Regions from separate parts of the Mus musculus genome. Here regions 2 and 3 are each linked to region 1. The links are chromatin loops, found by intact Hi-C in ENCODE. Cell type or tissue: gastrocnemius. All regions are shown on one strand. Each heading gives the region's core, and the rest is flanking DNA. Links, peaks and the distances in the headings are about the cores only. Region 1 holds the start of Gfra1 (glial cell line derived neurotrophic factor family receptor alpha 1). Region 2 holds the start of Gm46650. Region 3 overlaps Gfra1 (glial cell line derived neurotrophic factor family receptor alpha 1).

The links. A loop is a pair of places that touch in the nucleus more often than their neighbours do. Peaks named below come from ENCODE experiments on the same cell type or tissue, not always from the same donor. Only the 100,000 strongest peaks of a DNase experiment are listed, where the experiment ranks them.
Region 2: it touches region 1 in a loop (3-fold over the local background); 2 of 42 quality-filtered maps call a loop at or near these places.
Region 3: a loop joins it to region 1, with 2.4 times the contacts of the local background. A loop is called at or near these places in 13 of 42 quality-filtered maps.

What each region holds. Positions count from the first base shown.
Region 1 is chr19:58,451,213-58,461,289 of GRCm38, reverse strand. Gfra1 (glial cell line derived neurotrophic factor family receptor alpha 1) reads left to right here and starts at 5,892. Exons shown (of 11, transcript NM_010279.3): 1 at 5,892-6,092; 2 at 6,696-6,981; 3 at 7,833-8,126; 4 at 9,238-9,321. The coding sequence starts at 6,942. It overlaps Gm41876 (a long non-coding RNA gene), which reads right to left and starts at 5,141. Exons shown (of 3, transcript XR_877966.1): 1 at 5,079-5,141; 2 at 2,763-2,929; 3 at 1,698-2,102. In gastrocnemius, for the core only: a CTCF peak has its summit at 5,483; DNase peaks (open chromatin) are centred at 6,301, 6,619, 7,587, 8,176 and 3 more places; H3K4me3 peaks cover 3,457 bases; H3K27ac peaks cover 3,227 bases.
Region 2 is chr19:58,291,805-58,299,804 of GRCm38, reverse strand. All of the region lies in intron 6 of Gfra1 (glial cell line derived neurotrophic factor family receptor alpha 1), which reads left to right. It overlaps Gm46650, which reads left to right and starts at 5,227. Exons shown (of 2, transcript XM_017318325.2): 1 at 5,227-6,431; 2 at 6,486-8,000. The coding sequence starts at 6,953. Gm10007 (predicted gene 10007) reads right to left here and starts at 3,601. Exons shown (of 3, transcript NR_040449.1): 1 at 3,327-3,601; 2 at 2,759-2,832. In gastrocnemius, for the core only: a CTCF peak has its summit at 3,702; DNase peaks (open chromatin) are centred at 866 and 3,640; H3K4me3 peaks cover 408 bases.
Region 3 is chr19:58,309,148-58,317,147 of GRCm38, reverse strand. All of the region lies in intron 5 of Gfra1 (glial cell line derived neurotrophic factor family receptor alpha 1), which reads left to right. Among named protein-coding and RNA genes, the nearest start is that of Gm10007, 17 kb to the right of the region's middle. In gastrocnemius, for the core only: a CTCF peak has its summit at 3,178 (motif pointing left); DNase peaks (open chromatin) are centred at 447, 6,058, 6,332 and 7,111; H3K4me3 peaks cover 824 bases; H3K27ac peaks cover 788 bases.

The DNA of each region.
Region 1 (10,077 bases), core at 2,078-10,077:
CTTCTGTGCTGCTGGATTCATCCATAGAACAAATCCATCACCCTGACTGTAGACTTCAGATTTGAGGGAAACCTCATAACATGTGATGTTTCTCTCGACAGTTTCAACTGACTTTTGTCAGATTTCTGACAGGGGAAAATAAGACCAACAGCCCCAAGAACACGCGCCGTCTTTGTTCTCAGAGTATCGGTTCTGGGGGAGTTTGAAATGTCTTCCAAATGATGTCACGATGGTTACTTTAAAACAGACCCCCAGCCCTTTGTTCTGGGAGCACCCTTGGCCTCATGGGCTCTGGAAAAAGCATAGTCCTTAACTGTAAGCTAATTGCATTAGTGAGCTCCTAGCAGGGGCTTCCAGAGGCCTACATTGTGGTCAGTCGTGCATTACCATGGCAGTTCCTATAAGTCCCCTGGGTAAGAGGCAGGACAAAGGCAGAAACGCCTCACAGAGCTTTCATTGTTGCACAAAGCCTGCAAGCTGCTCATCTCCCAGTCTCCGGTCGAGTTTGTCCCAAAGCATCACGGGTGGGAAAGGCCTCATCTGACCACTTCAGACCTAATGACATGGAGAGAAATGAAAACTTCGTACGGCTTTCAAGAGGCTGCTAAATGGCTTCCGAAGAAACGACTCGATGTTTTTCGGTCTTGTTTTCCTTCCTTGTCCTAGCACTCATCAGGATCAGCATCTGTGTTTGCTGCCTCCAGAGACAGAGGCGGGCTAATTAGTGGACAAAGCTGGGGATTAGGCTTCCCTGTTGCCCTTCTGAAGAAATATTCCCTTCGGAGCAGGATTTGGGGGATGAGGGAGGCAGTCCTGAGAAGGTGTCTCTTGCCAGCAGGCATTCCCACCCTGGCTGGATAAAGAGGGCTGAAACTCACAGGGCTTTTAATCCAGCACCTCTGGCATTCATGAGCAAGAGCCCTGCAAGTCCTCAGAAGATGGTGTGTACTCCGCCATATACTGGAGCAATAAGGCGTGACAGGCACTTTGTTTCATCAGGACTGCGCACCTTATGCATTTTGTGGCAGAAGGCCAAAGCACAAATGACTTCAACTCTCAAGAATATTCTTCCATAAATGCATTAAAACCCTGGCCACTGACTTATGAGTACTAAGAAATGAAAATTACCTGAACAGAGAGGAGGAAGGAAGATATCTTAAGGCAGGTTCGAAGGGGTCAGGCACCCTCACGGCCTATAAGAAACTTCCATTTGCAAATAATGTTCAAAAGATACATCTTCGTCTATTCCTCCTGGAAAGGGCTCTGTGCTCTGAGAGCAACTGTCTCTTCCTGGACCACAAAAGGCCAAGGGTCAAAGTGCAGTTTAGGAGGTGAGAGTTTTGTCGGCGCGGCGAGCCTTCGCCAGCTTTCCGGTTTAGATGGTCAGCATTCATTTTTATCGGTTTCCCCAAAAGACGGCGAGAGGGCTTGCAATTGTGTTCATGGGGTTGTTTCTTTAAAAATAATTCTGAGCCAATTTGGCTTTTAAAATTTTGCCTCTGAAGACGAAGGCAGGCTCCAGGGTGGTTGTGATCTGGCCCTTTTCCCAGAGAGAGGTACATTTCTAGATGGTTTCAGAACATCAGGTGGGACTGTGTTACTCTGCTTCTGGCTTTATGCCTTAAAATATGACCTAAGGCAAGCTATCATTTCCCAGAAATGAAATATGTCATATTTTACTATTAAAGTGAGGCAGAAAAAGAGCATTCTATTATAATAATGGTTTTTGTTTAAAAAAATTTAAATGTCAAATCCCCAAAGGAATAATACATATCTGATACTATTATTGGAACTGTAATACCAGTAATCATACGAGGTACTTACATTTAGTATTGTTCATACAGTAAAGGGATTTTCATATAAATCTTTCTGTAAAATTATGGTGTCAGAGGAAAATGAGGACCAGCACTACGCATTATTCATGCAATCAATACGCATTCTTTGGGATTGAGTGTGTGTCAGTCATAAGTCTAAATGCTGGGGATGCAGACCTAAGTTCTAGAACATTCCCTTGCCTTCAACGAGCTCACAGTCCAGTCAAGGAGGCAGATAGAGTGCCTGAAACAACGGTCACCACAGATGTAGCAGAGCTTCTGATGGGGCTGTGGAAGGAACACACGGAATGGTTAGCTCATGCAAGGAGTCTTTGCTATGACTAAGTGATCTACTCAGCTAAGCTGGACCTCAAGGTATTAAGATGTAGGATTTCATGGGCAAATGGAAGAGAACAGTCAAGAAAAATCAGAGTAACATGGAAGGAACAGATAAATACATTCAGTGAGGGGTTTTATGTAGTTATTGAGGTAAGCCTGTCAACTGGCTAATGTCAAGTGATGATGTAGTTTGAATGACTTTTGAGCAGTACAACTTTAGGGAAAGAATATGCTTTACGTTATATTCCACGGGACAAAGGCAAAGAGAGTAAGACACAAAATGTCACATGAGATAAAACTGTCACTTTCATCGTGACTCATCTGTTAACTTATGGAAATACGCTCACATCAAGAGATACAAGAAGATTGCTCACTTCACATGCTCACGGGTGGATTGAACCTAATTTTGTAGCATTAAAACCAATTTTCCACTGAGGATTACACGAACCTTTATAATGATTAATATTTGATATTTCAATGTCACCTTTCGTCCTGAGACACATCCGTGCTCATGGGAAAGACAAGCTCTGAGGATGCAGAATTAATAGAACATGTCACACTTTCTATTTTCCATATTCCTAAGGCTTTCTGGCTGTGCATTTCTCTCACCTTTATGGTAGCAGACCGTGAGGCAATGGTTTTCCTTATGGGGTCCTGCCTTGAGAAGTCATAAGCTAGAGTATGAACTACATCTTTTTGTTTACAGCTCTTCTCACAGGATGAAATTTGACATGGCCGTTTCTCTTCTCCTTTGCTTTACTACCACTGATCACATCCTGTGTACAGAGCAGACGTTCAATGGGCTGTGTCATTGTAGAGTTCTTCTCCTTCCACGGAAGGAAAACAAAACACCACCATCACCATCAACATCATCACCATCACCACCATCATCATCACCACCTCCACCATCACCACACTCAACCACCAATCACCACCATCATCACCTCCCTCACATTCCATCACCTTCACCACCCCCAATGGCCCCACAATCCCCATTGTGCCATTGCTTAATAAAGCACTCACTGGATGCCTACAATGATCTGTTATTCTATATAGAAACTGTGCCTATTAATTTAACAGCAACATTAGAGGGTAGGGCTGTCCTCTTGATCTTTCTGTGATTATGGAAGAGTTTTGTAAGCCTTATCAGATATGGTAACCATGGTCATGTATAGTCATTGGTTGGTGCCACTGAGAACTAACCACACTTACCTGGTACTTAATTTTAATTAAATTCATGGCAGTGACACTGAGGCTGGTAGTTTTGGTGTTGGTCAACACAGTTGTAGCAAACAGTGGGCATTTATTATTATTGTCCTTATTATTAATTATTTTAAACAAAGATGGGGGCATGGCTCAAGACTTAAGACTATTTACTGCTCTTGTAGAAGACCTGAGTCTGGTTCCCAGCACCCATGTTGAGCCTGAAAACAACCTGTCACTTTCTAGCTCCAGGGGATTTGATGTTCTCTCTGACCTTCATGGACTGGGACACACACAAAAATAAAAATAAAATTAATAACCCCTCAAAACCAAACCAAACCCCAAAGGTCTAATTTCACCATATCTATATTTATTATATATTATGTAAATATTTATATATTTATCATATATTGAAGGCTAGAGTGAAGAAGGGGTATGTAATATTCTTGAAGCCATAACTATTTTCGAAAGAGTCCTTTATTCCACATTTAGAGAACTTTAGACCAGTCTTTCCTTTTCTGTTAAAAGTAGATTTTAACTAACTCCCTAGGATTAAGTAGAATAACCAAGTGTTTTCCCAACAAAAAAATATTTGGAATAGACTTAGCTAGTGTCTTAAATGAAACTTAACTATTCTTCAACCACCCAAAGTGGTCCCCAAAGAAAAGCACTGAATTGACAGAGAAAAATATTCCCACTCACTTATGAAATAGGACAACGGAGGGGGGTTTTATGTTTTCAGCATCAATGGGAGTCTTCAGCTAAGTCTTCTCATTAACATCCACTTCCTGGAGATTTTTGCCTTGGTGTGAAAATATGGAAATCTGCTTCTGTACGCAGAGACACTGATTGGAAGACTCAATTCCATCTCCCACAGTAGTTCCACCCTGTAGACTTCTGACTATCGCTAGAGAAAGAACTTAAGTAGCCCTTGGATCGAACCATCTGTCGCAAAAAAAATGTGACATATGCTTTCTTTGTTTACTCAACGACGGAGTGTAAACTGATACACTGAACTGGAAATCTGTGTAAGTCTGGTGTGATTGAATGTGACACCGGGGGAGGGGTTCCTGGCGAAGGCTTCAGACACTTCATACCTGCCCCTGAGGAACACGTGCAAGGCAAAGGAGGAGCTAGCACTGGCGGGATGTCCCCTGGGTTCAGGTTGCTCACAGAGGCACAGACTCTTTGAGGACTCCAAACAATGCTACAGCCGCCACAGCTGAAGGGCACGCCTGGCTGATGTGTACTTGAATGGAGGGCTACCCATCCCTCCTCCTCTTCTCCCGGCCCTTACGCCTTAAACTAAAGCCTTTGCCCTTTTCAATTAACACTCTGGATCAAAAAAAGAGCGTCTCTTTTTTTGTTCTCCTTGGCGGCCCATTGTCTGTGGTGATGGGTTTGCAGATTTGACAGCTGGGCTCATAGATTCGATTCAAACTCTGTTTTCCTGAGAGATGATGAACTTGGACATAGAAAAGATCTCTGACACAAGCCCCAAGCAGCGAGCTGGTCGGTCAAACACTACTACGGACATACTCTAGACAGATCTCTGGACCCCTAAAGGACAGCGGGTGTCACGGAGAGCGGGGTTCAGCAGCATCGCTGGAGCGATCCTTGAAGTTGGGGTGAAGGGCTGTGGATGTGTTCTGTTTATAAAATGTTTTTGAAAAAAAATTTACTCTTGAAACAGTAAAGATGGAAATCATCTTATAAAATTACCTAAAGCTGGGTCTGATCAGACTTCAGTGCAGTGGGCTGGGGTGGACTTTGCTTTGTCTCGCTGTCATACCAGGAGGAGAGAGGTGCATGAGCTCGCACAAGCATTTTATCAATGGGTGGGTGCATCCCGGATCGCCGCTCAGGGCTTAGGTCTGAGTGAGTCTGAATCTTGCCAAGTCTTGAGTCACAGCCGCGAATGACGTGGAGAAAAAAAAACAACTTTGTGTTCAAAAGGGTCTGGATGGGTTGCTGTGTTGCACTAAAGAAAGAGCCCTTGTGCACTGAAGGGGGTGGGGGTGCGCAGTCTCCGCGACGGCGGCGGCGTAGCGCTGCGGGTCCTGAGCCTGCTTGCCTGTTGGCCTTGGGTCCCACCGCCAGCCAGCCTGTAAGTCTGCTGTGGCGGACGGAGGAACTGCGCTTCACAGAAGAGCCGGCCCTGCGCTGCCCGGAGGCAGGAGCAGAAGCAGCCTGAGGGGCCTTTAGCCAAAACCAATCTGGGCATGCTATCCTCCCACCGCTTCCAATAACCGCTGACATCCCTACCGGGCATCGAGCCGGGGCGGGGAGGTCTGCTCGGAAATCGTCCTGGCCAACTCTGTCCTCCGAGCTGTAGCAGATTGTGGCATCGTTTTTTTACCTAGCACAGAGAAAGTGAGGCCGGAAAGAGAAAGAGGAGGCGGGGACACCCCAAAGAATAAATAAACAAACACTGGCTACTCGCTGCAGCTGGACACCGGTCAATTGGGTTCAGGTTCGTGGCATTTAGAGTTTTCTCATTCCACTTGAGAACCCATCGCCACCTCCCCTCCAGCCATCCCTTTCCATTTTGCTGGCGTCCTCCAACTTTGGGGCCAGGGGGGCGCTAGTGGTGCGGGGCTGCACCTGCTGGGGTGTGCAGATGCTGTGGACTAGCTCGCTCTCACGGGGCAGTGGTGTGGATGCACAGGAGTTCGGGCGCTAGGCAAGTGCGTGTGAAGCACTGAAGTCTAGGAAGGAGCCCAGGATGAGCGGCAGGTAGGAGTAGGGGCGGAGAAGCCAGGTTTCAGTACCAGGCGGGATGCGGGATGTCAGTTTCCTCTTGCCGGACTGCCTGGGAAGAGAGGCTCGTCCAGGGGAGGGGATGACGGTGACTGGGGTAGCGATCGGTGGCCGGGGACAGAAGAGCTAGAACGCTAGTGATCGAGCCAGCAAGTGAGTGGTCGGGCGAGAGCCAGGGAGGGCGGCCAACTTCCCGGAGCCGGAGCAGGGTCTTGGTCCAGCGGGGTTGGCTAAGAAGCCTTCGCCACCGAGGCTCCGACTCCGGGCAGCGCCAGCTAGCTTCCGGCGCTTGCTCTGAAAGTAATGGTTATTTATTTGCTTGCGTTCAGCCTCTTGGGTTGTGCGCGATATCCTCCAGCTTTGAACGTTGGGAGCCCTAGCGGACCTTACCAGCTCCAGAACCCGGGTTCCGGAGCTTCCTCGTGCCCGTAATAGATGAATTCGCACCTCCTGCTCTCGGACCCGAGTGGGGGTAGCGTTGAGAAGTCCCCCGAGGCGGGAGCGGGGGAGGGGAGAGGGGCGGGAGCTGGAGGCTTCAGCACTCTGGGCTCTCATTTCAAAGCGCGCTCTTCCTTCCAGGTTGGGTCGGAACTGAACCCCTAAAAGCGGGTCCGCCTCCCGCCCTCGCGCCCGCTCGGAGCTGAGTCCCTGGCGGCGGTGGGCGGCAGAGCAACGGGGAGTCTGCTCTCACCCTGGATGGAGCTTAACTTTGAGTGGCCAGAGGAGCGCAGTCGCCCGGGGATCTCTGCACGCTGAGCTCTCTCCGCGAGATCCGGTGGCGGCTTTGGATTTTGGGGGGGCGGGGACCAGCTGCGCGGCGGCACCATGTTCCTAGCCACTCTGTACTTCGTGCTGCCACTCCTGGGTAAGTCGAGACCGCTGCTGGCTTTCTCATCCAGAGTCTTTCATTGGGGGGTCCCTTGCGGCAGCCACTCCAGAATTGCGGGTGGGTGCCTTGAGTGTGGGTGGAAGAAGTTTCGCTAGGGGGTGAAGAGGTTCAAGAATCTCTGGGATTGGGAAGCAGTGCTGGCGCGTCTTTGAGCGGTTGATTTTATTTTGCCGTGTTTAAAGGGGGTGAGAAACAAAACAAAACAAAAACTAATAACCCAGCCTGGTGGAAAATTGAGGGGTCGTAGGCTTCCATCCCAGGGCGTTACTCCCCTTTGGAAGTCGGAGCTCCCTGAGACGCTCCGGCAGGTGGAGTGTGGTCAAATACCGCTGGGGTCGGAAGAGAGCAAACTTGGAATGGAAAACTTTTAAGGGAAAAACGTCTCTGCGCACCCGCGGGGCAGACTGTGGCACTCGTCTGCCTTTCGTTCAGAGCGCTAAGGGTGCCAAGCACCCAGCCTCGCTGTTCAGCTCAGTGCCCTTTTGCCCGCTGCTGGCCAGGAGACACTGCAGCCTCGGGTGCCTGGGGAGGCGGGGCAGCCAGCGGGTCAGGAGTGCTTGCTTCTGCTTTGGGACGCTGGGGCTGCGCGGGATCCCCGGCAAATCCCGCTAAGGCAGCCAGTGGAACCTTCCTTGTTGAGCCGGGGAGGGGCGTGATGGCAGTATTCCCGGGGTGAGAAAATTCCAGAAGAGGGGTGGACCAGCTTCCTACCTAATCTGCCCCTTCAGAATGATGGTGGAGGTCTATCATGCCCTGCCCTCCCGGGACCTGGAATCAGGGTACCCACTAGTCTGCTGCGTTCAAACGTTCTTCTGTTCACCCTGTAGATTTGCTGATGTCGGCCGAGGTGAGTGGTGGGGACCGCCTGGACTGTGTGAAAGCCAGTGATCAGTGCCTGAAGGAACAGAGCTGCAGCACCAAGTACCGCACACTGAGGCAGTGCGTGGCGGGCAAGGAAACCAACTTCAGCCTGACATCCGGCCTCGAGGCCAAGGATGAGTGCCGCAGCGCTATGGAGGCCTTGAAGCAGAAGTCTCTCTACAACTGCCGCTGCAAGCGGGGCATGAAGAAAGAGAAGAATTGTCTGCGTATCTACTGGAGCATGTACCAGAGCCTGCAGGGTATGCACTACTGCCCCCACCAGCGTGCCGGGCTTCCTCTCAGAAGGCCAGAGGCAACCTCAGTCCAGTCCGGTACTGGGGCTAAGCTGGCTGATCTCATCCTCTGCTCACTTCTCCCAGCTGCGGAATGAGGACCTTTCATTGGCCTCTAGGGACAGAGGCAGCTGGTGTTTTCTGCTGCAGCTGAGCAGTATTGTTGGAGCTGGTTGTTGGAAAATCCATGAGGGGGTGGGGGCACCCCTGGGACCCCACTGACCTTCCTGAAACCTAGTTAGAACATCAGAGTGGGGACTCCTTAGAACCCACCTTTCAGCCGCCCACCCGAGGCTTTCACTGCGTGTAGAGAGTAGTAGTCCCACTGGCGTGTCCTCTTTTCTTTTCTTATGACATGGGATGAAGAAGTATTACAGAGCCAGTGAACTCTGCTCTCTATTCATCCCCCCACCACACCAGTTCAAAGATACATGGGTGGAAAACCATTTGTCATTTTAGATTAGCTGGGTTTTGAACCAGCTGCTGAGGTTCAACCACAGTTATGCACATGAGTAGCAGTCACAACTGCCCATTCCAGTGGGATTTAAGGGGAGTCTGCAAGTGGACCTCCGAAGTGTCCCATACATTCATTCTTCACTGAGACTCACTAACATTTATAATACAGAAGCTTGGACTATCAGCTGCCGCTTCTAAAAAATCTTAGGAATAGCCAGAATTCTGCTTGCAGGCCACATGCTTTGGTTTGGGGAGCTAACAGAACTAGGGCCGCTCCTGGGTCACCTTTCTTCCATTGGTTCCTGGAGACAAGCAAAGTGTGTGACGTCACTGGCTGTTTCCTCTCAGATTTCAGTTCCTTTGCAAAGAGTGGGAGAGTTTTCTGGCAAGCTCGGGGTGCTTCTCCAATATTTTACAAGGTGCTCTGGGAAGAGCGAGGACGACAAAGGCAGAGGAATGAGAAGGAAATATATCCCTAAGCTCTCATGTGAAATCTTTGAGGATTTCAGCATCTCCTTGGTACACAGTTATAACACAATTAGGGGTTCCGGATGGGCAGTGAAACCCTGTTTGAAATATGCCTGTTTTCCAGAGCTGAGCCCAATCTTCCTGTCATTTCTAGGAAATGACCTACTGGAAGATTCCCCATATGAGCCGGTTAACAGCAGGCTGTCAGATATATTCCGGGCAGTCCCGTTCATATCAGGTAAGCTGATTTATACTTCCACTACGGTTCCTTTATCGGCCCGATTCTGCTGGCTTGCCCTTTGGCGAGCTTCCTCATACTGTACAGGTTGAGGGAGGTTTCTGGGAAATCGGAAGTGAGGTGTTGATAGTGAAGAAGTGGACCATGTAGCCATGGATGTCTGAGTGGAGAGTAGTTCTCAATGAAGTAATGTGCTGTGGTGGTTTGGAAGTGCCTGGAGGGAGGTGACTGCATTGACTTAAAAAAAAAAAAACAATGAAATATGATTGGCTAGCTCTAGGCAAAGGGAACAATGCTGTCTGTAGGTGGCAATCATATTCCTGTGGCTGAACCTTACACAGTGTCTCAGTGGAGTGGAATCTGCTGTCAGGATGCCACTGTCCTCAAGGAGCAGAGGAGATAACCTTAATCTGTAGAGGGATTGTGGGTAGACCAACTTGTCGTGGATTTAACAGCTGACATTGATTTGAAACGTAGCACCAGCTCACGTTTGTTCTTGCTCCGATTTGTCCCGAGCAAGTGTGAGCTCATTTGAGAGGAAACAGTCCTGAACCAGTGGCCCTGCGACATGGAGTCTTGCCCTCAGCTTGTTTGGGCTTTTCTTCCATTTCTGCATTCAGTTTGGAAATGAACAGAAGTTTTAAGCATTAAGTTATTTTCTCATAGCTTTTGCACTAGACAGCCCGCATGTAAGAGGCAAGGCGGTGATTTCTCTTAATGAAATACAGATTCCAGACTGATGCTGTCTTTACTTAT
Region 2 (8,000 bases), core at 1-8,000, 160 kb after region 1:
ATTTATTGGTTTCTTTTAAACCTTTGAAGGAGTCCATGAACACATTGTCTGTGGAAAGAGGAGGAGGTTGGGGAGAACGGGGGCTTACACTAGCCCCTTTCCATCCCAGCCCTCCAGCCACACTGTTGACAGTTGGATGTCCCTCCTCCCAGAACTTAGAGCTGAATTCAGTCACTGTTAGAAACGAGGAGGTGCCAGCAAGCAGAGATTAGCTCTGCACACCGACGCTTGGTTCTTTGAGAAGAGCAGGCTGAGCCCTGAACTGTGGACAGTCAGGTCATCACATCTATACCACAAGCACTTTGCCCTCAGGGTTGGGCACAGGGGACTTCAATGCCTTTGTTAAGCTGACTTCATAGGTGTGTGGTAGGTGGACAGATGGGTGAAACTGTGACCAGGTACCTAGTTGTTTTATAATAATATATTATCCGTTTCTAAAGACCAGGGATGAAGAGGAGAACACAAAGCCTGATGTCCTAGCTCACATTAGCCATGAATTTTATTCGGGTGCATGGGACCCCATTGTTTCTTTAAAGAAATAGTGACCAAAGGAAAAATGAAAGTCTTTGTATGCATGACTGTCCTATGCTGAGGATACGCCTTCTCCCTCGCCTCTATCTTACATCCATTCTTTATGTCTGTGTATATGTGGGGTGTGGGAGAATTTGGGGTGCACATAAACACGCTCATGCATGTGCACTGAGGCCATAGCCCAGCCTCCAATATTGTAGGGTGCACATAAATGCTCTCGTGTGTGTGCACTGAGGCCAAAGGCCTCCGATATTGTTTCTCACCACTGTCCACTTTGTCTCTTGAGACAGGGTTTTTCACTTTACACGGAGCTCACAGATTCAGTGGGGCTGGCTGGCCGCCAAAGCCCTGGGACCTGTCTCTGCCTCTTGTGTTCTGGGATTTCAGGTGCACTTCACCAGGCTTGTCTTTTTCTCGTGGGTTCCGAGGCTCACACTCAAAGCCTCTGGGTAGAGATTTTCTGAGGATAATGGCCACACACCTGCGTGTGGCCATTTGTTTGCTTTGTTGAAAGAAGGGATCTGTTGTTCTGGGAGGAACGTGAATGAAGCTTGACAAGGGACAGTCTCTGTGCAGAGAGGAGTTGCTCTGTTTCCCAGCCACTGGTCCCCAGAGTCATCTTGGGAGAGAAGGATGCGATACAATGTCCTGAGATGGGGTAAGCCACAGGAAACCAGGTAACTCTCCCCCCTGGGGTGGGGGGAGGGTGAAGCAGACACAGCTGAAGGCAGGATAGGGTAGCAATGGAAGTGTGGCATTGCATGAAGGTTGGGAAGGCTCAGAAATTCTGAAGAACCCTGTTCCCATTGAGCATAACGGATTACTCCTGTGTGTGAACAGGACTTGATTTCTAGCATCTTCTTTGGCTTAAAACCAGGCACTTTCTCCCTAAGACATCAACCTACTCAGAACTGGGTCTGAAGACGGAAGCCTGGATTCTGAGTAGGAAGGGATGCCAACAGGTCCCAAGGGGATCAGCATCTCCATTGAGTAGAGTAGTGGCTGGCCAAGGGAGTGAACCCCTCTCTTCAAAGGTTTATATTGTACATGGCTTCCAGGGAAAGTCTGTGACACACTCACACACCCTAGAAGTCTACCATGAGTAGTGAGCTTATATTCATCCCCCTTCAACTCCCACGCACACACTGCCATGTGCTGCTAAAGACAGAATTCCTGCACGGTTGTAAATTTGTTATACAGCAAGGGCTCCTGCTCAGCTAGGGATGAGAACTGGGAATTGAAGACTTGAAGGTCTCTGGGGAAGCAGCAGGAGGAACCTGTAGATAATCAAATGGATAGGCTGCTGTCTTGAGGCTCAGACTTCCTCCACACAAGATCAAGTTCAAGAAACTGAGAGACACTCCCTTAGCAGACATAGACTTAGCTGATAGGGCAGAAATGGAAGTGGACTTAAGGCAAGATAGTCCTTGCCTAACCTCAAGTGTCCCAACCCTATCAAGGCCAGAGTGGTGGGGACAGAAGCCACGCATAGTGGGGTCCACACACAGTGGGGTGGGAGCCCTGTAAATTCGCTGACATCTGGAGGTGGCATTCGTACTGCAGTCTCTGCTGCCCTGCGTAGAGCTCAGAGACTTTGAGAGTCAGAGCTAGGCTTATCAGGGAGCCTAGCAAGGGAAATTTATCTCAATGTGATTGATGGATTTTTGTACCCTGCCTTGAATCTTTCCTGGGAAGGTGACTCAGGGGCTTCCCTGGTATTACCCCTTGTTAGGTTAGTTAGCCCATAATGTCTTTCCAGAGCCTGGGCTTATTATTTGTGATTATCCCCTCCATTTCCAATGTGGCAAATGTAATTTGAGCCACTGAGTTAGCTAGTGGTGTTTGCTTTCAGTGGGTTTTTATTAATCTTGTCTTTAATTTTATGCCTTTTATTTCATTTCTTCTCAACCCATCTTGAGGAAGCCGTCATAATACCTACCCGGGGCAGCAGTTGGTAATGGCTAGAACCTGGGGTTCTGTGGGCTCCCTGCTACAATTAATCACCCCTCCAGCCCCTCCAACACCAACCCTGGCTCTGCTGTGGTGACTGAAGGGGACCCTGTGAACACCCACAGCAGGAAGGGTGACGGGAGAAGACGCCACATGTTTCATATTACCCCCTCTGCATGCTTAGACTTTCCAGAGAGCCCTTCCTGGCTTAACATCCTTGCCTATCAAAGAGCTGCCCAAGCTGATTAAAACTACCCTGCAAGTAATGTTTGCCTACCGTGGCCTTGAGGTTTCCATCCGGAGGGTCCCACGGTACCTCTGTGTGAACCCCGCCTCTCTTCTGCCTTGTGCCTTCAAATAGATAGGAAGCAGAGTGACTTGAGGTTTGCGGTTTGCCTCTGCTTTTGTTTTCCTTTCCTTCCTTTCTTCTTCAGTGAAGCTGACAGGCTCTTTCCCTCTTGGGGTGGCTGGGAAGGAGTGAGCTTGACTGTTCAGGCCTCTAAGCTTCTCTGCAGCAAAGCATGCACTCAGGTGTTATCAGATGGCTGTGATAAAACCTGAAAGCTCTGTGCTCCTCCCCTGGAGCACCTCAGTTCCCTGGAGCAGAAGAGCTCACATGCCAGCTTCCCTCTCCTTGCTTGCCTCACTGTCTGGAAGGCTGACAGTACCTAGTGTGGCCTCAAGGAAGCATGTCCTTCATTCCTGATGCAAATTACATTATATACATTATTAAAATTTATACTCTGCCCACCTCCTCCCTTCCCCCCAACACTCCAGCGTTCAGAGTAAGCTCTGCTCTCCAGTTCTGACTCAGGGTAGCAGAGATTTGCTTCGACTGCTCTTACCTCTCTAATTAGTCACTCGGGTGCTTGGCTATTCTCATTGCCAAGAGAACCTCCTCTTGAGCGTGCTGCTGCAGCTTGCGTTGAAGAATCACAGAGATGGTTTCATCCTCATTCTTCGTCCAGTGCCAACCAAAGAGGGAGCCAGGGGCTGCAGAGCAGGCCACCTGTCTTGTGGCTCTCGGGGCTCTGCTGTCCTTGCTGAGTGGCTAGGGCTGCGGTGATCATTCTGTGCGTGCGGCAGAAAGACTACAACATTGGATGTCTGTGTAGTCACTAAGGCGTTGTGCCTCAGAGGGCTGGGTCTTGGGGAGCCTCCTCCAGGGCCAGCTGTCCACCTTGGAATGTGTCCCAGGTTCCCTTTTGCTTGGCAGCATGGCCCTCTACAGGGAGAGTAAGTGTCTTCTCTGAATTCAGTAATGCTGGTCTGCTGGACATGGTTATCTGCTTCCTTCTCGACTGTTCTGGTAGCGTTGAATACGGAAAGGATAAGGAGGCTGGGTACGTGGAGCCTGCCTTTAATCTCAGCACTCGGAAGGGAGAGGCAGACAGGTCTCCATGAGTTCGAGGCCAGCCTGATCTGTATAGTAAGTTTCAGGCAAGCCAGGGATACACAGTAAGACCGTCTCAAGAGAGATCATCTGGGGTTACAGAGATGGCTTAGCTGTTAAGAGTACTTGTTGCCCTTACAGAAGACCCAAGTTCAATTCTGAGTACCCACAGGGGGCTCACAACCAGCCATAACTACAGATCCATGTGATGTGACCCCCCCCCTTTCAGATCTCCTTGGATATGCATGTAATACATATATTGTAATACATTGCAGGCCAAACACTCATACACATAAGAATAAAATAAAATAAGTGAATAAATATACAAGTATTCTTTAAAGGAAGGAGTCAGGGGCTTGGAGACCTCTCTCTGAAACTCTCATGGATTCCTGGAAGCATACCTCTTCTTCCTCCTGCAGGTACCCAGCTGTAGGTCTGCACATCTTCAAAGTAGTAGCTTGATGAGGTCACCAAGTGGCTCTTCTTCCCCCATGGGCTCAAGATCCTATAATTAGATCTTAGAAACAAGCGGAGTTGGTAACAGAACCAAGAAGGCACCTGTCCCTTGGAACAGCTCCACAAGAACATTGCACACAATTTCTGAGCTGCCCCCATCAATGCTTCATTTGCCACACTCAGGGTGATTCTCCTACATATAAAGGATGGGTAACATTGTTAATTTCCCAGTTGGGAAAACATGCCACAAAGCGATCAAGCACATTTCTGCCCTAGTGACTTGTTTAGTCCAGCAGTGGTTGAGCATCTATAGTAAAAGGTAGGAGACAAGGGGCTGGAGAAATGGCTGAGCTTAAGAGCAATGTCTGCTCTTCCAGAGGTCCTGAGTTCAATTCCTATCGACCATATGGTGGCTCCCAGCAGCTATAATGAAATCTGGTATCTTCTTCTGGCCTATAGGCATCCATGCAGATAAAACACTATCTATCTATCTATCTATCTATCTATCTATCTATCTGTCTATCTATCTATCTAGCTTCAATTTATCTGTATATATATAAACAAATAAACAAAACTTTTAAAAAGCAAGAGATGTTTACCTGGAATGAGACCTTTTAGCACAGTGTGGTAGTTTGAATAGGTATGGCCCCCTTAGACTCCCGTTTGAATGCTTAGCCCATAGGAAGTGGTACTATTAGGAGGAGTTGGAAGAAGTATGTCACTTAGGGGCTGACTTCGAGGTCTCCTACCCTCAAGCTCTACTCAGTGTGGAACTCCTATCTCCTAGCTGCATGCTGCCATGCTTCCCACCATGATGATAAGGGACTAAACCTCTGATACTGTGAGCCAGCTCCAATGAAATGTTTGACTTTATAAGAGCTGCTGTGGTCACGGTGTCTTCACAGAAATGGAAACCCTAACTAAGATGCACAGTAAACCTCAGGTTCTAGACATCAAGACTCTGTCTACTTCCTGAGTGTAAGCTCCTGTGTTAACCACCGAACGCAGCATCATTAGACCCGGACTTGTCTTGACATGTGGTTAAGCTCGAGACAAAATGGCTGAGAGGATAATTAATGCCTAAAACTAGATTAATTTGGTAGATTGATTTGCCACTTCATTTTATTTTACACTGATTCATTCACAAATGGAAACCAGCAATTAGACAATGCAAGCTTTTGAACCATGGGAAGAAAGGTTCGGGAATACGAGAGAACACAAGTGAAGCATTTTCCAGTCCATTTGAATGGCTTTCATTTCACATGAGTACACGAGTGTCTTTAGCGGTGCGTTCAAAGTACCAAACGTCGGGTTTTAACACGCCCCACCTGGGAGAGCTGTCTCTCCTGCTTGTTCTTGTCTGTGTGACACAGACCTTGAAAACAGGGACAGGATCTCCCTCAACACCCACTACCCCTTGCCGTTGACTCTCAGGTGAGCTGAGCATGGGTTCTTCTGGGCGTCCACCTCAGGGATGTAGGAACCAGATACAATCTGCTGCTCAGCCTTCCTGTATCTCTGTCCTTTGGCAGAAGTCAGGGTAAAGGTTTTGTTTCTCCCAGAATCAATAGCTTTGGGGGGGGGGGACTGGATGAGTTTCCTCTGCTTTCTTCTCTCCATCTACTGCTCCACACACTTTCCAAGCTCAGCGTCTCTGCTGCCTCTGATTGGGCTTTCCACCAGCTCAGTATGTCCACACCCTTCCAAAGTCACTTTCTCCACTTAGCCTGGAGACAGGAAGAGTCAGAGACTCCTTTTATTATCTTTGCATACAGTGTCGATATCTGGATCTGGAGGGAACCTTGGCACCAGAGCTGTCTTTCCCATTGGTGAGCAGGAAAGCAAATGAAACAAAAATATGGATGAGCAAAGCCCAGGAAGCCAGAGAGGGGCTTCTGGGTAATTACACATGAGCAAATGTTCAGGTCATGGGTAGCTAAGAAATAGAGAACCTGAAGCAGGTGGTGAAGTTGGAGACAAAGGACTCAAGGCAAGACCCCAGGGCTCCCAGCACTGTGCTGAGCGCCAGGTTTTATCCTTCAAAGACCTAGAGAGAGATTCAGTATGAGGCCAGGTGGGCAGGGTCTGGAGAGGTGGCCAGGTGGGCAGGGTCTGGAGAGGAGGCCAGGTGGGCAGGGTCTGGAGAGGAGGCCAGGTGGGCAGGGTCTGGAGAGGAGGCCAGGTGGGCAGGGTCTGGAGAGGAGGCCAGGTGGGTTGGGTCTGGAGAGGACTCAAGGCCAATTAGGGACTTCTTGGGTTAGATGAGAGATTAAAGGGCCCAAAAGAAAAGCATTTGGAAAATGTTATAATTGCCAGCCAAGGTAATTAATGAGTGTTTGCTAAATGAGTAAATGAATACATAAGGTGAGAGTAGATGTCAGAGACAAGGTTAGCAAAACGGGCCTTACAGAGGCCGCTGTTGACTCGTGTGACAGGATTTGTCCTCCTGGATGGGAGTAGGAAAAGAAATAGTCTACTACTAAAACTGGGAATCCTCAAGTTTATGATGAAGGTCTCTGTGAAGAGGCCTTATGTATGAAATTAGAGCACTGAGAGAAGCTGGGATGGGTGGAGCAATCAAGAATGAAAAGTAGTAGAGAGTGATGTCATTTGTTCAGGTAGATGGTGATGCCAGCTATTCAGGTAGACAGTGATGTCATTCAGAAGGTGACATCAGTTATTCAAATAAAGAGTGATGTCAGTTATTCAGATAGTGATGTCAGCTATTCAGACAGTGATGTTAGTTATTCAGATAGTGATGTCAGTTGTTTAGACAGTGATAGTGATGTCAGTTATTCAGATAGTGATGTCAGTTATTCAGATAGTGATGTCAGCTATTCAGATAGTGATGTCAGCTATTCAGATAGTGATGTCAGCTATTCAGATAGTGATGTCAGCTATTCAGATAGTGATGTCAGTTATTCAGATAGTGATGTCAGTTATTCAGATGGTGATGTCAGCTATTCAGATAGTGATGTCAGCTATTCAGACAGTGATGTCAGTTATTCAGACAGTGATGTCAGCTATTCAGACAGTGATGTCAGCTATTCAGATAGTGATGTCAGTTATTCAGACAGTGATGTCAGCTATTCAGATAGTGATGTCAGTTATTCAGATAGTGATGTCAGCTATTCAGATAGTGATGTCAGCTATTCAGATAGTGATGTCAGCTATTCAGACAGTGATGTTAGTTATTCAGATAGTGATGTCAGTTATTCAGATAGTGATGTCAGTTATTCAGTGATATCAGTTGTTCAGATAGTGATGTCAGTTATTCAGATAGTGATGTCAGTTATTCAGATAGTGATGTCAGCTATTCAGATAGTGATGTCAGCTATTCAGATAGTGATGTCAGCTATTCAGACAGTGATGTCAGCTATTCAGATAGTGATGTCAGCTATTCAGATAGTGATGTCAGCTATTCAGACAGTGATGTCAGCTATTCAGATAGTGATGTCAGTTATTCAGATAGTGATGTCAGCTATTCAGATAGTGATGTCAGCTATTCAGACAGTGATGTTAGTTATTCAGATAGTGATGTCAGTTGTTCAGACAGTGATAGTGATGTCAGCTATTCAGATAGTGATGTCAGTTATTCAGATAGTGATGTCAGCTATTCAGATAGTGATGTCAGCTATTCAGATAGTGATGTCAGTTATTCAGATAGTGA
Region 3 (8,000 bases), core at 1-8,000, 140 kb after region 1:
GGAACCATCCTGACCTCGACTCTCACATTAGCTTCAGCCCAGAGTTAAATGGAACCATTCATGTGGACATCGCTCACAAAAACCAGCTGCTGTGCTACCTTTTCTCTGTTAGAAAAAGCTCACTTGGACGCTTGGAGGGATTTTCAGTAGAGCACATGCTTTTTTTTTTTTTTTTTGGCTTCAGCTGTAGTTTTTTTTTTTTTTTTTTTTTTTTTTTTAAACTCAAAAAATATCCTAATGGACAAAGGAGTTCTGGGTGTTGACATAGTTCTCAATGAACCCTTGATTTTTAATTTATATAATTTCCATGTCATCGGGAATATAAAAGTTAACATTCTGGTGTTGAGAAACTATGGGAAGCTCCATTGTAGAAGCAGCAGAAGCTGTGGCACCCATCTGCCTCAACAGGCGAACAGCATTTCATGGACAGGTGCCAGGCGAGGGGAGGGGAATAGGAGGGGGAGAACTTCCCTTCCTGGAAGTGGCTTGGTGCCCAGCACCACGAGGCTAGAATTGCATTTACTCTGAAAATCCCCCTGGGAGAAGGAGCTGAACCTTAAAGTGATCAAGATGTACTGGAGGTCCTGACTGAGGAATTCTTCAAATAAAAACACCTGGCTTTGAACAGTCTTTGAGCTAACCGGTATGGTCTTTCAAATAGGGATCTAACAAGGATCAGAGGGTACAGGTGTGAATGTATTCATTTGCAATTTAGAGCCAGAGAGTGGAAGGGGATCAGGAAGAGCAGGAAGACTTCTCATCAGCCCATTAAATAAAACTCAGTGTTCACCGAGCCACGCTTATCACACACAATCCTGCCCATTCTGCTGTGTTCTGCTTCTACAGCTCGGAGGAGGGGTGGGTTTCCGAAAACATGGGAGAGAGGGTTGTCCTGCTAATGTGCTTCACCTTAAGCCACCTTGAAGGTATGCACACTGTAGTCATCTGGTCTACCACAACTGAACTGTGGATAAAGATGACTGTCACCTGCACACTGCAGTCATCTGGTCTACCTTGACTGGAGACATGGATAAAGACTGTCACCTGCACACTGCAGTCTACCTTGACTGGAGACATGGATAAAGACTGTCACCTGCACACTGCAGTCATCTGGTCTATCTTGACTGAACTGTGGATAAAGACGACTGTCACCTGCACACTGCAGTCATCTGGTCTACCACGACTGAACTGTGGATAAAGACTGTCACCTGCACACTGCAGTCATCTGGTCTACCACGACTGAACTGTAGATAAAGACAACTGTCACCTGCACACTGCAGTCATCTGGTCTACCTTGACTGGAGACATGGATAAAGACTGTCAATTGGATCTTCCTGGGGAGATCGATGAAGGGCTGATGCATCAGAAAGCACCTGATAGGGTCCACAATCTGAAAGTGTGTCCAGAGCACACAGAAAGCCAGGTTTGCTATGGAGATAAGTGACTGTGGAGGCGGAAGACCATAGGAAAGGCTGATGCCATGGAAGGTCTTCCAGCTCCCAGATGTGCCTGTCAGAGTCATGGGAGCTGTGTAAAATATAAGATCTTAGAGCGTAGCCAGATTTGATAACTCCTGGAAAGAATGGTTGGACACTAAAATCTGTTTATACAAAAGAGAAAGTGTATTATTTACTGCAAATAGGAGGACACCATAAAGCCCGTGACTAAACAAAATCTCACTCATCTAGCTAGACAGGAAGGAAACCCCTTGACTACAGGGAAACACTGTCTTAAAAGACCGACTTTGCAACTAGGGAGGTGGCACACAAGCATGAGGACCAAAGTTGAGATCTTAAAACACACATGAAAGATGGGGGGCCTGCCCACCCACTGTGATTGCACTTCGAGGGGACTGGAGTCAGGGGATTCAGCTTACTGGCTAGACTAGCATAACCAGTGAGCTCTAGGTTCAGCTGGAGACCCTGCCTCAAGGTGTGGAGGGTGATGAGAAAGACACTTGAGGTCAACCTCAGGCTGTCACAGCACCAGCACACACATCCATGTAAGTCTACACACATGCGAACACACAGGAAGTCCCAGTTGTGCCAGCTCACAAGCTCTCCTTTGCACTCCGCCCCCCCCCCCAGTGTATATTAAACAAAAGATAGACATAGAATTCAGAATCAATCCACCTATCTGACTCACTAAGGGCCATTCCTTCTCCGCCAGCATCTTCTGGAATGTAGCCACACTATTGCAAATGTTTTCCCCACCAACTGGCTCCTTCTGTCCTGACCACAGTTCCTGGCTATACTGGCCTTTTGTGAACACAGAGCCCTTTAAATACAAAGCATTGCCATTATTATTCATGCGGCTCCTGTTTATCTTCCCAAAAGAAACAATTGAGCTGTAGCAAATGAGTGATCGTTCCAGGGCTGTGGCTAAGGGAAAAGCCACTGCAGGTGGAGCGGCTTAATGGGGTATTAATTGGAACGCAGGTGAAGGCAAATAGGTAGCACAGCAGGTATGTAAATAGGCTAGTGGGAGGAAAGGCATTGAATTTTATGCTCTTTAACTAAAAATAAAGGCTTGATATTTAGCTTATCTTTGCTGAAATCCACACTGTGAGGCCCTGACAACCACGACATCACCATCGATTCATTATCTCAGCATCCGCTCAGCTACTTAACAGGATCTTCAGTCTTTGCCTTGGCTTTAAAATGCAGACTTTGTCTTCTCTGTGTGTCTATCAGAGGCCAGGATAATTGTTGAGAGTTTTTGAGTACAAGCAACCTTTGGGTCGCTTGCCCATCTTCTGGTTGTATCCAATTTCCCATAACATTGTGACTGGATAAAGAGCTCACAGAACATACATTCAAACAAGTATACCCATCCAGGTAGCCACCTTAGAAACAACGTATCCCAGGCAGAATACCATTTTGAGACACATCATCAGGCAATGGTTCTCAAAAGCAATTTATCAGTCACCCACAGGAACTGAAAAGCTCTAACATAGACACTTCTCTTCCTCTCTTCTCCTAAGCATTTTGTTCAACATTACCACCTAGCTAAATGACATTGCTATTTAAGCCTCATCCCTGGGGCTGCTGGGACTGCAGAAATAGCTCAGCAGTCAAGAACACTGGGTTACTCTTCAGAGGACCCACGTTCAATTCCCAGCACCCAGATGGAGCTCACAACCCTTTATAACTTTTGTTCCATGGAATCTGGTGCCCTCTGCTGGCCCCTGTAGGTACTGCATGCAGGTGGTGCACAGAAAAAAAAAACCACTCAAATAATTAAAATATATTTTTTAAACCGTTCCTGATGCAGAGACTCAGGATTGCTCAGAGATTTTATGAAAAGCACCTCTCAGACTACTAGGAGAGAGCTTCCAAAGTCTCCAGAGAGCTGGTAGCATTCTTGAGGTAACATTTCAACCTTCCCAGGGTACATCACATTAGACATTCTTTTGTATAGTTTTAATTAAAAATCACATCATTTTCTGTCTTTCTTTGCCTCCTTCTAATCCTTCCTGTATAGCCTGCCTTGCCTGCTCTTGAAATCATGGCCTATTTTTCTTAATACTTAGAAACACTTACCCCAGGACCTTCTGGTAGAAAACCATTCTGAGACCACCTCATTGGGTAATTGTTCTCAGAAGTTATTTATCAGTTACCCACAGGAACAAAAAACATAAAGGATCCATCCCTTCCTTTCTCCTGATGAGCATTGTCTACATTACAACAACCTACTTTGTTCAACACTCACTACTAAATGACACTTGGCTTTTAAGCCTCCTTTCTGGGTCTGTGTGTGTGTGTTGGGTGTGTGTGTGTCTCTGTGTGTGTGTCTGTGTCTGTGCTTATATGTTAGGTATGTGTGTGTGTTTCTGTGTGTATCTGTGTGTATATATGTGTATGTTGGGCATGTGTGTGTATATGTGTATGTTGGGCATGTGTGTGTCTGTGTCTGTATGTTGGGTAAGTATTTGTGTGTGTGTGTGTGTGTGTGTGTGTGTGTGTGTGTGTCTGAGTGGGTGCATTTTTGTGTCTGTGTATATGTTGGGTGTGGGTTTCTGTGTCTGTGTGTATTTGGGTGTGTGTCCCTGTCTGTGTCTGTGTGTGTCTGTGCATATGAACGTGCTTATCTGCCCAGTCCACTTAGTATTCCTTGTGTGCATATGCTTTTAGGGCTGCCCATTGGTATTGAATAACCAGGTAGGGGCTCATCTCTAAGGCAGAGTTTTTCTCCCACTCTGAGCATTCCTTAGTTGCCTGTAGTTCTGTGTCAATGGGTGTTGCCCATTAATATTTCTTTCTTCCATGTCTGTTGGCATTGTACTTCAGGTCTTATTTATGCAACCATTATTATTGTGGTATCATGGGTGTGGCTTCCTTGTCATTCCTTGGGGACGCAGCCTGATCCTTTGGCTCTTACAATCTTTCTGTCTTCTTTCCCATGATGTTCCTTTTGTTTTAGGTGCAGGAGGTTTTGTTGTAAATGTGTCAGCTGGGGCTGGGCACCACGTGATTACTCTCACTTCATTTTAGTTGATTGTGGTTTTCTGTAATAGTCTCCATCTGTTACAAAAAGAAGTTTCTTTGATGGGTAGTGAGAGAAACATCTATCTGTGGGTATAAAGATAAATATACAGATGCAGTTTGAAATTATGTTGGTTTAATAAAGTGCCAGTAGTAGGTTCTTTTCTAAGGCCCAGCACTCCAGGGTAGTTGGATGGGCTTCCAGGACTGGGAGTGATTTCCCTGCTGTTAAATGGATCGTAAGTCCAGTTAGAGAGCTGTTGGTTACTGCAGAGGTATGGGTGCCACTACTGTACCCTGAGGGTTATCAAGCAATTCTGATCATTGTTGTGGTCCATCGGCATCACAACCACCTTAAAAACGTAGGCACGTTATCCTACGGACAGCTTTTTATTCACAGTAACCTGGAAAGTTATCTTTTTAAGCCATTTTCTATTCTTCTAATTGGTCTTCTTGGTGGCAGTATGGCGCTGGGGGAAAGCGAGGGAAGACTCGATTAGTTTGCTGGCCCATATCTGCTGCCTTCCCCGAGGAGACGCAGCACCTGTTTTGAAGATGTATTTTGTCTTTTACCATTGAAATTACTAAATACCAGTGGAGCTTGCATAGGCTAAATATTAGTGGATTTACTTTTCATACGCCATAAAATGAATTAGGTTTATTTTATCATGCAGATCCTTCCGATAGTTGAAGTACTCATTAATTTTACTGCTAATGAGATGTTAGCAATTAAATACCTTTAATTAATGAAAATCAGGGAAAAGCAAGGGCTCTTCTCTGTGCCTTCATAAAAACAGGGGGAAATAGTTATGGGCCTTGCTTTTATATGATGTTTGCGGAAAGACCACAAGTCTGAGCTACTTTTCTGGTCCAGAGAAGCCATTAAGAGATTTTGCTTTGGGAAAATGAGAAGAGCAGGCACATTTGGATGGCATAAGAGCGTCTGAGGTTGGAGAAGAGAGGCCCATAACTGAAAACCAGCCCTACATGTAATAGCAAATTTCATGGTTGAAGATGCAGCAGGATTGAATGCAATTAATAGTTCTGTAGCCATGGCTGAGTTCTGGGGTAGGCCCTGAGCACATAATTAGATTATTAAAAATGGCCTGTCTTAGGCCCGCTATTTCTAAATTGAAATCCAATTATGCTTTTATGATTTTTTGCTGAAAAATGTTTAGCTGTTTTGCTTGAGTCTGCCTCGAAGACCGTTTCCTCTCTGCCTCAGCGTTTGCACACGTCACAAGACATTTGCAAACAAATCTGACCTCAATTATCTTGGAATCAATCTTTTGTTGGATAGAATATATTTTAATGAGTGTTTTTATGTCAAATATTGTAATCATGCCTCCTAACTTGAGGAATTTAGGGATGGTGATAGGAATAAAAAAAATCTTTTAATGATAGGCATGTGCATGTTTTGTTTTTGTTTTTTTGTTTCTTTTTTAAAGAAGACTAACCATGGCATCTTAGCACTCAGAGAGGCATTATGCCCAGATATGTGCTGGAGTGGGTTACAAGACAGACTTGGTGCCATTTGCAGTTGTTGGCAGCAGAGCTGTAATAAAGCAGTTGTTTGCAGAGAGATGGCCTCCAAAATCTCGCGCACTCCTGCAGTGTGGATTTAAATGCTAAGTTAAATATTTATGAACCCAGGATTTTTATAATTGATCATTCCATGATTTATACACTGTAATTATAATTAGGTTGAAAGAGATTTTAAAAAGCCAGTTCCCTGGTAGCTGGGGCCATTAAATAATGCTAAGCTGCCAAAATAAAAATTAGGTGGGAACCCAGCCACAGAGTTCTAAGTGCCTGTCCCCATGTCTGACACACAAGGAGGTACCAGGCCTTCCCAGGGAGGTCCCCTGCAGTGTGGACTCCTGCTTCACCTGGGATCGGTTGCCATGCCTTTGTTTCAAACCTAGTTGAACATAAACAAATAGAAAATTTCAAGGAGCTGGCATATAACAAAAGAAAAAGGTGGTGGGGAGGTTGGAAAGGTTAATTAAAAATGTAATGATCCCATTTGCTGAGACAGCACTCTTAATCACGGTAGCAGCGAGCCCGGGACTGGCACACCACTTACAAGAGCCATCTAATTTTTTAAGGTATGGACATAGCTGGGGAGATGTAGGATGAAAGCAGGTGACTGCATGCACGTCAGGAAATGGCAGTCTAAACGATAGAAACTGCCTTTGACTCGTGGTTAACCCTGGAAACTGTCTACACCCGGTAGAAGAATTATTTACAAATCCATAAGTGTTCAGAATGCTTTCCCTGGTCACAGCCCCAGAGAGCTTAGATTCGGCATCAGGCTTCGAGTAGTTGTGTAGAATGTAAAAAAGGGGGCCCAGCAGGAAATGCACACCGGGTAATACAATAGGTCTGAAACGCGTGTAGATAGGAAGAAATAGGCTCCAAACAGCCTGCACATGGATCTTAAATGTAATTCTTTGCACCTCAGCTGGAAAAGGCCAAACCCATGAAGGATCAATTACAAGGGTCACAACCCATGTGATCAGATTTTGCCACCTGATCCTCTCAGATATCAGATGACAGTCAATGTGAGCTTCCAGAAAGGCTTGCCTACCCCTGGGAAGAGCTTGGCGCCTGGTGCTCGTTTTTCATTTGCTGGGCTAATACATTAGAGGGAGAGGAGTAGTGGTTGTGTTAACATGGCAATTAATCAAGTCAGAAAGAAAGAAGGAACCAGCAGGGGCTCTGTTCTGCCAGCCCAAAAGAAGGGCGCGGAAAGATAGCCGGAAGTTGGCAAGCCTTGGTAAACAGCACTTTCTCAACGTGTCTCGTTAACCTTCTGTGTGCTCTGTCATATTTCATGCAATCCATGCAGATTTTAATGCACTTACTGCTTGGTTCCTCCTCACAATCAGCAGAAATAGATCGCTCGCTGTCATCGTGGCTTCATCGTGAGTAACACCAGTGGACTAGCAGGTGCTGGTGTTGACCAATAATGGTGGCAGTTTTCTGAGTGTAATGCCGACTGGTGGCAGTGGTGGCCTCTTTGATTTGGGACAGTGAGGGGATTATTATTTGGGAAAAGGCAGTTTCTTGCTTCAGAGATGTTTGAATTCGAATACTTCTCTCATCCCACTGGGCATCCCTGATATAACTCGTCTCCCCAGGTGGGACAGACCTCTATGTTTGACCTGCTGCAGGTCAGGGTTGATTTTGGGTCCATGCACTTCCTGAATCAACAGAGAGGCCAGTGCCTTTGAGAGAATAGAACCTCTCTCTGCCTGTGGATTCATTCTGCCCTTGGTCATCGTTCTTAATATTTAAAGTTATTCTAAAGAGCAAAGTCTATTGTTCAGCAAAGCAGAGGGTATTGAGGATCGCAGGGACTTCATTATCATGTCTTGAAAATGGGAAAGCAAGGTGCATGAGGGTGAAACTGACTGATACATTGATGTACAGATGATTGGACCACATTGAAAACCAAAATCTACCCAAGCCTGATAGCCCATGCCTATAATCAAGACACTTAGGCAGTTAGCT